Linked DNA regions of Homo sapiens: region 1 is linked to region 2. Evidence: read pairs that join two places in POLR2A ChIA-PET (ENCODE). Cell type or tissue: PC-3. All regions are shown on one strand. Each heading gives the region's core, and the rest is flanking DNA. Links, peaks and the distances in the headings are about the cores only.

Region 1 (4,713 bases), core at 415-4,414, 570 kb before region 2:
TCTCTTTTGATTCCAAAAAGAGGTGTAGAGTGGAAGATGAAAAATGTACTCAGTTATACCGAGATCAAAATATTGGCTCCATTATCATAAAGTGGACATTTTGATAAAATCTCTTGTTTTTTCCTCTGTAACATCTATACAACCCCCAAAAGTACAGAGTACAACCCCCAAAAGAATTTAAAACAAGACTTCTGTTCCTATCTAGCTTATAGGGAGTAGACAGTGAAAAAAAAAGTGAATGCATACAACAAAGAGATAATTTTAGACACTGAGAAATGTTGTGTAGATTATACTAGTTTACATCAAGGAAAACATCTGTGACAGAATGACATGAGTCAAGACCTAAATAGCCCCAAAATCCAATCATGAACTTACTTGGCGAGTATCACTCCAGGCAAGGAGATTAGGAATTGCAAAGTTCCTAGTGGGAATGGGCAAAAATGATTCATGTACGTAATGAGCATGCAGAGAGAATCAAGAAAAACACGATAAGGGAAATAATGTTTAAAAAAACAACAACAACAAAAAAACCTTTGAGAAGTTCACCCAGAGGAGGGAGATGCCAGTTCAGATTTTGAAGAACTGGAGCAAATTCATGTTAATATCTGAAATATTCTGGAAACAAGAAGTAGACAGCAACATCTGAATATAATTATATATTAGGGGATTGGAAAAATAAATTGAAGGCACACAGTAAAGAACTACAAATTCCAGAAGTAAGCCAGTGAATGATTTGAAGAAGTGTCTGATATGAACAGAACTGTGATTTTGAAATGTTAATCCAGCAGCTGCAGGTGTAAATGATTGGGTGGGTTGAGGGCTGGATGGAAAATAAGTATACTTTTAAAAATTGGGCCTGGCGCAGTGGCTAACGCCTGTAATCTCAGCACTTTGGGAGGCCATGGCGGGCGGATCAAGAGGTCAGGAGATCAAGACCATCCTGGTTAACACGGTGAAACCCCATCTCTACTAAAAATACAAAAAATTAACTGGGCGTGGTGGCATGCGCCTGCAGTCCCAGATACTCGGGAGGCTGAGGCAGGAGAATCGCTTGAACCCGGGAGGCGGAGCTTGCAGTGAGCCGAGATCGCACCACTGCGCGCCAGCCTGGGCGACAGAGCAAGATCTCAAAGTAAATAAGGAAATAAATACGAACATTGAATCAGCCTGTGGGAAAATGATAAGTATAGTTATCTAGAGCACTGGTAATGAGAATGAAAGGGAGATGACATATTAGAAAGCATTTAAAGGTATAATTAAATATGACTGGGTATGAGAGTTGGGTGTGATTTTTTTAGAAGACAGCATGGAGAAGGCTGTTAAATAACAAGGCAAAACAAACAAAATCCCTACGGAACAACAACAACAGCAACAAAAGAAAAACCAACAACAACGCAGTTCAACCATGAAGGACAGTCAAGGGTGAAGTACTCTATTAGGTAATCCAAAGGCAGAAAAGAAGATGCTACTTTTGGCAATTAAGAGGTTGTTGATGGCCGGCGCGGTGGCTCACGCCTGTAATCCCAGCACTTTGGGAGGCCGAGGCGGGCGGATCACGAGGTCAGGAGATCCAGACCAGCCTGGCTAACATGGTGAAACCCCGTCTCTACTAAAAATACAAATAAATTAGCCTGGCGTGGTGGTGGGCACCTGTAGTCCCAGCTACTGGGGAGGTGAGGCAGGAGAATGGCGTGAACCCGGGAGGCGGAGCTTGCAGTGAGCCGAGATCGCACCACTGCACTCCAGTCTGGGCGACAGAGCGAGACACCGTCAAAAAAAAAAAAAAAAAAAAGAGGTTGTTGATAATATTTAATGCAGCAAATTTAATTATATGCTATAAGAGGACTAGGGTGATATGGAGAGAAGAGTATGGAAGAAGATAATTGATGGGTAATTGTTCTATTAAGCCAATGATTGTGTCACAGACAAAAATGTTACAATGGCTAGTGGAAATGCGTAGGAAAGACATTAAGGGTGTCACTCATTTAAATTAGAGAGTAGGTGAAATAGCTTTCTTATATCGTCACAATTCTTCATGATGGGACATAAAACAGGATTGTCAAATATGAATGTATGTAAAAGAATCATATAAAATCCAGAACTGTGGCATTAAAGGTTCAGTTTAGAGCTTACTAAAATTAAAGAAGATTTTCCAGAGATTAACTTACAGGTGTGTGATGTTCTATGGGGGTTGACTGAAATCCGTTGCATGCTAAAATTAGGGATAATAATAATGAATTTGAGAATATAATTAAGTTTGAATTCAATAGCTGGTTTAATTTATTAATTTAGTTTATGTATCATTTCATTAAAATAATGAATAATAAATTAGTATAAAGATGAAAAATTATATTTCTATCAAATGACAGAACCAATATTTTATATTTCCTCCCAATACCTTATCCATATGTAGTTTTTAATTGTTATCTTTATTACATATATTCCAAAATCATTATTCTGCTGACACTTAACTCAGTAGTGTGCATGTGTATGTCTCTTACAAACTTATAAAGGGCTCCCCATTGCCATCTGGTTGACAGGTTGATCAAACACGAAATGTTTATTTTGGAGTCAGCTTTCTTTCAGCTTTACTGGCATTGACTAATCTTAGGTCTTCTTTCCCAAGATACAAACTTTGAGATGCAGGTTTGTGGGCAGTAAGTCTGTTGGGAAGTAACAACACATGTAAGGGAGAGATAAAAGCAGGATTGAGAAGAAAAAATAATTTTAATGCAGTTTCAACAGCCTTCAGTTGACATCATGAAATATGAAGGTGAGATGGTCTTTCAGCTTTGTCCCAACTGAAACAAGGAGAAGGAATCTTTATAAATTATTTTCTTATTTACTCAAGATTGACTTGTATTACATATTTATGAATAAACTTAGTAATATACCATAAACACATATTTGCACAGTTTTATAAGATTAACTGTTGTGCTTCCTTTTCTGCCTTTTTTATAAGGAGATAATATTATTTTTTATAATTTGCTTAGTTTATTCAATGTAAGTACTTGTCCTTTGCTTTGGGGAGATTTCTAGTTAGATTTATTTCTGCTTTGGAATATGTCTCTTTCTACTATCACATTAATCCTTTTGATTCAAGAGCTTAATGGGAAGTGTAGATATTCTGACTTAGGACAGCAACTACGAAGTAGTTTAGCATTACAAAATCAATCAAGAAACCAACAAATCACTTCAATGGCGCTCATCTTCCAAAAGGCTAAGTGTGTAAATCATGAGAAGGTAGTAAGCTTCGTATTTGAGAGAATGATAAGGATTATAGAGCACATCAGAGAAAAGTGGTATGCCATCTATCTAAAACCCTTAAGAAAAATTAAAGTGACAGAATTGAAGGAATGAACAGATTATATCATTAAAATTTGGTCCTGTGTATCATACCCTACACTTCTGGTTTTAAGGTTTGCATTGTGCAATTGGTTTTAATTATGTTGATTCTTACAAGTGTATCTAAAATGTACAAATGGATAGATTTATTTTCTAGAGTTGTCATTTTCAGTGGCTAAAATTAACGTACTATTGGGAAAATTTTTGTGATCTCCATTGTCATAAATATTAAGTTGATGATGATTTTGTGAATTCATACTTTCTAATGTCCAAGTCACTGCATATAGAATAATTAAATTAATAGACAGAATATCTTTAAACACTAAATGCCACAAGGGTAATATTCAGTGAGCTATAAATTGCTGTTAGCCTCAGTCCCTGGAGGAGATATTTAATATGTGAGTCATCAACTTTTAATGTATCATTTCAAACAATTTTGTGTTCACTAAAAAATTGTGGCTGGGTGTGGTGGCTCACGCCTGTAATACCAGCACTTTGGGAGACTGAGGTGGGTGAATTGCTTGAGCCCAGCAGTTCGGGCTAAGCTGGGCAACATGGCAAAACCCCTTCTCTACTGAAAATACAAAAATTAGTCAGGCATGGTAGGGCATGCCTGTAGTTCAGCTGCTCACGGGCTGAGATGGGAGGATCATTCATGGTAGGGGGGCAGTGTGGAGTTGCAGTGAGCCGAGATCACACCACTGCACTCCAGCCTGGGCGAACAAGTGAGACCTTGTCTCAAAAAAAAAAATAAAATGAAATAAAATAAAAAAGAATAAAAACAATCTTTTAATTTTTTTATGAAATTGCAAATAGATTAGGTAATTATTTTATACATTTAAAAACACACCTTAACAAATTTAAAATAATTGAAATCATACAGAAGGGGTTCTCTGAACATAAAGGAATCAAATTAAAATCGAAAAACAGGAAAATCTTTATACAGGTAGAATGTTTAAAATAATCCAATTAAAAAGTGAGCAAATAGTATGGATAGACATTTCATCAGTGAAGATATATAGATTTCGTATAAACACATGAAAAGACATTCAATACCACTAGCTATTAGGGAAATACAAATTAAAACCATAATTAGGCATCACTCTGTATCTGTCTAATGGCTAAAATTAAAAAAAAATCATGAAAATACCAAATTGTGAGAGAAAATAGTGAAACTACATCATTACTACATACCTGTGAGAATATAAAATAGCATAGCCACTTGAGAAAATACTTTGGAAATTAATTTTAAAACTAAAACTGTAATTACAATAAAAACCCAGCAATTGCACTACTTGCCATTTACTCCAGAGAAATGAAAGCTGATGTTCGCACACACAAAAATAACTTTTTACATGAACATTCTTA
Region 2 (4,713 bases), core at 273-4,272:
ACAGGGCATGCTTTGTCTTCTGTCTCTAGGATCTGGGAGTATAATAAACTTTGTTTTTTTCCTGAGCCTCTCCTCTGTCTCCTCTTTTGATCACACCTATCTGACTATTCCACAAAAAGAATTACAAAACACAGCAATGCCAACATCATAGCAAACCACAAGGGTAACTGTCTTTTGTAGGTCAGGTTCAGTGGTGGAGATGCTGTTTCAGGAATGGGTTCCCTGGGAGCAATGAAGCTGATAAGGATCTCATAATAATAGAGACCACTGGTTGCACTTAAACATCAAGGTACGTGCAATCATCAGGATGCACAGCAAGACTAGAATGGCAGTAGAGGGATATAACCTGAAGAGCTAGGGAACAAGATGTTCCTAACACCTGGCCCCATCTCTGAACTCAGTATTAATGAAGAAATTATTGGTGACTCACTTTTATGCAACTTGGATGTGAAGGAACACAGCCTTAGTCTAGTGGGCAGGGCCATCACAAGTAAGAACCCAGTATTTCTACTGACAACAAATCCACCCAAAGTTTCCATACTTCCCTGGTTCTGAAAACCCTGGGAGCATAGCAATATACTGATAGTCAGTTATGAGTCCAAGAGGGCTTAATCCAGGGCATCCAATTATTCCTGTGTGGTGTGGTGACGAGATTACCACTGTGAGGAACTCCTTCCTATAGGAAATACTCAGTTTCTGGAAGTGAAGGATATAGAAAGGGAATGAGAGAACCATAATAAGCTTTGGTATTTTACTATTGCATCCAACAGAAGAGGGTCTTATTTTCAAGATTATGTATGTTCAAAGTATTCAATTGGTTTTTCTCATCTGTGTTAAAAAATCAGAGCATTTGAATCAAAACTGGATTGTACAAGTATGATGTCATAAATGTATTGATATGACTGATGTTTCCTATAGTCCGCAAAACAAGGTAGAGTCTCAGTAAAAATTTCTTGAAAAAATAGCTAAGAAAATCAAAATTAAAGACTAATGAAGATTTTGTTTTATACTTATGTTTAGTTTTAACTTGGCTTTTATATTTTTAAAATGTATATTTATTTTCATATAAATCACCATATGTCAGCAAAGTGATAAGATGGCTTATGAAAATGTAATAAATCATTTCTCATTAAGTTTCTAGACATAATGCAATTCAATAGTTTTTTTAAAAAAACATCCTTATTGAGTTTAGTGTTCATGATTTATTTTTTAAAAATGATTAATATCGGGTGTCATTAGAAACCCAGAATAGTATGTTGTATATTTTAATATGTTAGTATATATACTATTAATCTTTCTCAAATTGAGAAATGCATTTAGTTTTATTTTACGCTTTAAATTTTATTATAATTATAAATTTTATCACATTTTAACAGACTTTTGCAATTTCTCTAAATATTTTTTACAGTTTACATTTATAAAATCTTTATTCTAATAGTCTAGAGTTGTGCCTTTTCTTAGACAATAATGTCTACATAATAGAAAAAAAAATTCATTTTATCTTGGTTTCTAAAAAGCTTAAAGTCAACCTTGGTACTCAATTGCTGCTTTTAGCCTCTGTCTATATTTTTTTGGCACAAGTATATCCTTGATTTAATATGAATCTTCCTCTTTTAGCTTCATTTTAATGATTTATTGTATAAAGTACCTCAGCTCTTACATTGATTTCAATGTATTATAAATAACAAAGGAAAATAAATCAACTACTTGTCTTTTTCTTTCCTCTGAGAAATTGTATCTATTAGAAATAATAAAATTATGAATTTAGATAAATAAAATGCATCATGGAGCAAGGATGATTTTCAGAAGCTCAGAGTTCTAAATTTGTTAATTTTTCTTTCTTTTTTCTTTTCTTTTTTTTTTTTTTTTTTGAGATGGAGTTTTGCTCTTGTTGCCCAGGCTGGAGTGCAATGGCGCGATCTTGGCTCACTGCAACCTCCACCTCCCAGGGTCAAGCGATTCTCCTGCCTTAGCCTCCTGAGTAGCTAAGATTACAGGCACCCACCACCACACCTGGCTAATTTTTGCATTTTTAGTAGAGATGGGGTTTCTTCATGTTGGCCAGGCTGGTCTCAAACTCCTGACCTCAGGTGATCCACCCGCCTCAGCCTCCCAAAGTGCTGGGATTACAGGCCTAAGCCACCGCACCCGGCCCTAAATTTGTTAATTATAAGCTAACCCTGAATTAGTTACTGGCAAACAGGGAAGATCAATTAGTGAATTCATGAATGAAGTTGACAATAAGGTGACACACGCTTTCTGTTCATTGAAGGTCTGTAACGAATTGTAATATATGATTACTTAATAGTATATTTTGCTTCTGTGCAAAATTTGTAACTATCATATCTTAACTACATTGCCCTCATATTCCTCAATATATGTTTCAATTATTTAACCTCACCTCTGCGGGCCAGAGTCCTCTTCTGGAATCAGCTGTCACAACCTGCAACTTTTTCTCTGTTATCGACTAAATGTTTATATCCCATTCCTATGTTGAAACCTAATCCCCAATATGATGGTATTTGGAAGTGGGGCCTTGGGGAGCTCACTAAGTAATTAAAGCACAAGATGACAGTCTATGAACCTGGAAGTAAGCCCTCACCAGATACTGAACCTGACTGCACTTTGATATAGAACTTGATGCCCTCTAGAACTATGAGAAATGTCTGTTATTTATAAGCCACCCAGTCTATGGTAATTTGTTATGAACTAAAGCTGAAAATTGGTACCAAGAAGTAAGAGTGCTGCTCTCACAAACGCCTAAAAACATGGAAGTGGCTATGGAGCTGAATACTGAGTAGAGGCTAGACAAGTTTTGAGGAACATGCTAGAAAAAGCCTACATTGTTATGCATGGGATCAGTACGGTAATTTTGGTGAGGGCTCAGAAAAAAACGCAGGAGCTCTAGAGAAAGCATCAACCTTCTTAGAGAATGCTGAATGAATCATGAACAGACTGTTGAGAGTAATATGGATGGTAAAGGCCATTATGAGGAGATCTCAGGCAAAAATGATAAACATTTTATTGGAAATAGGAGAAAATGCTATTTTTGTTATATAGTGACAAAGAACTTGGCTGAATTATAATATGTTTGTGTTCTAGTGTTTTATGGAAGGTAGAATAAAACTGGATATTTAGCTTATGTTATTTCTAAGGACAGTGTTAAAGGTGCAGCTTGGCTCTTCCTGATGTTTGGTAGTAAAATGTGAGAAGAAAGAAATGACTTACAGATAAAATTGTTATGCTAAAAGGAAATCAAACCTGAAGATTTGGGTAATTCTCAGTCTATCCATATTCCAAAAATGAGAAAGAACATTACAAAGAGAACAGTGAGGGTGTGGCCAAGACTGATTTGATAATGTAATTAGTATGGTGTGAACCACAAGTCTAATCATCCATCTCAACAGAAGCCAGTTATTATTTTTCAAGACAAAAGTAGAATGACTCCAAAGGTGATTCAGAGATTATCAGGCCTGTTCCTTTATTTCCAAAAGTGAGAACCATTATGTCAATTTCAACAGGCCAGATGGCCTCTTCCCAGAAAAGTGGGAGCAGGGTCATCCAGAGCTTTAGGGGACCTATCCCTGACTGACAAAACTGTGGGGCCCAGGCAAAAAGCCAATGTGGGGGCCAGCCTCTGTGGCTCGTGCCTGTAATCCCAGCTCTTTGGGAGGCTGAAGCAGGAAGACAACTTGGGGCCAGGAATTTGAGACCAGGCTGGCCAACATGACAAAACCCCATCTCTACTAAAAATACAAAAATTAGCCAGGCACGGTGGTGCACACCTGTAGTCCCAGCTGCTTGGGATGCTGAGGCACAAGAATCACTTGACCCTTGGAGGTGGAAGTTGCAGTGAGCCAAGATCATGCCACTGCTCTCCAGTATAGGTGACAGAGCAAGACCCTGTTTCAGAAAAAAGAAAGAAAACCACTGTGGACCTTCCCAGTGAGCCAGGGGTGGCGGGGGTTGTGAAATCACCACCCTGATAGGCCTGGAGGGCAGACCATCAAGCCAAAGAGGATTATTCTTGAGCTGTAAGAACTCACGGAGTTTGTCCCATACTCTGGACTTGCTTGGGATCTGTTACCTCTATATGTTTTTCTATTTCTTCCTGTTGGAATGAGAATGTCTCTCCTATCCCTTCTATCCCTCTACTCTCACCAATATCTTATTTAGATGATATTTGAATGAGTTGTTGAACTTTAGACTTCAGATTTGATGCTGCAATGAGTTAAGACTTTTGGGGCTGTTGAGATGGCATGAATATAGTTTGCATGTGAGAAGGACCTGGATTTAGGGAGGCCATGGGTGGAACAGTATAGAATAAATGTTTGTGTCCCCCAAATTTATATGTTGAAACATACTACTCAATGTGATGGTATTTGGAGGTGGGACCTTTGGGAGTGATTAGATCATATGAATGGGGCAATCATGAGTGGGATTAGTTCCTTTATAGAAGAAACCCCAGAGAGCTTCCTTGACACTTTCAGCACATGAGGACACAGCCAAAGGATGACAGTTTATAAATCATAATCAGGCTCTCATGAGATATCTGTCAATGATTTGCCTAGGACTTAACTAGCATCCAGATCTGTGAGAAATAAATTTCTATTATTTATAAACCACCTGCTATATTGTAATTTGTTAGAGCAACTCAAAAAGACCAAGACATACTCTTCCCTTAAGTACTCCCATCCTTCTATAAAATTTTGT

The links. ChIA-PET counts read pairs that join two places held together with the same protein. Peaks named below come from ENCODE experiments on the same cell type or tissue, not always from the same donor. Only the 100,000 strongest peaks of a DNase experiment are listed, where the experiment ranks them.
Region 1: POLR2A ChIA-PET joins it to region 2 with 6 read pairs; 2 of 35 experiments call an interaction of 5 or more read pairs at or near these places.

The regions. Positions count from the first base shown.
Region 1 is chr5:99,642,455-99,647,167 of GRCh38, forward strand. No RefSeq gene overlaps it. Among named protein-coding and RNA genes, the nearest start is that of LINC02113, 110 kb to the left of the region's middle. In PC-3, for the core only: no CTCF peak of the experiment used is centred there; DNase peaks (open chromatin) are centred at 2,567 and 3,787; H3K4me3 peaks cover 478 bases; H3K27ac peaks cover 1,221 bases.
Region 2 is chr5:100,212,820-100,217,532 of GRCh38, forward strand. No RefSeq gene overlaps it. Among named protein-coding and RNA genes, the nearest start is that of FAM174A-DT, 320 kb to the right of the region's middle. In PC-3, for the core only: no CTCF peak of the experiment used is centred there; no DNase peak of the experiment used is centred there.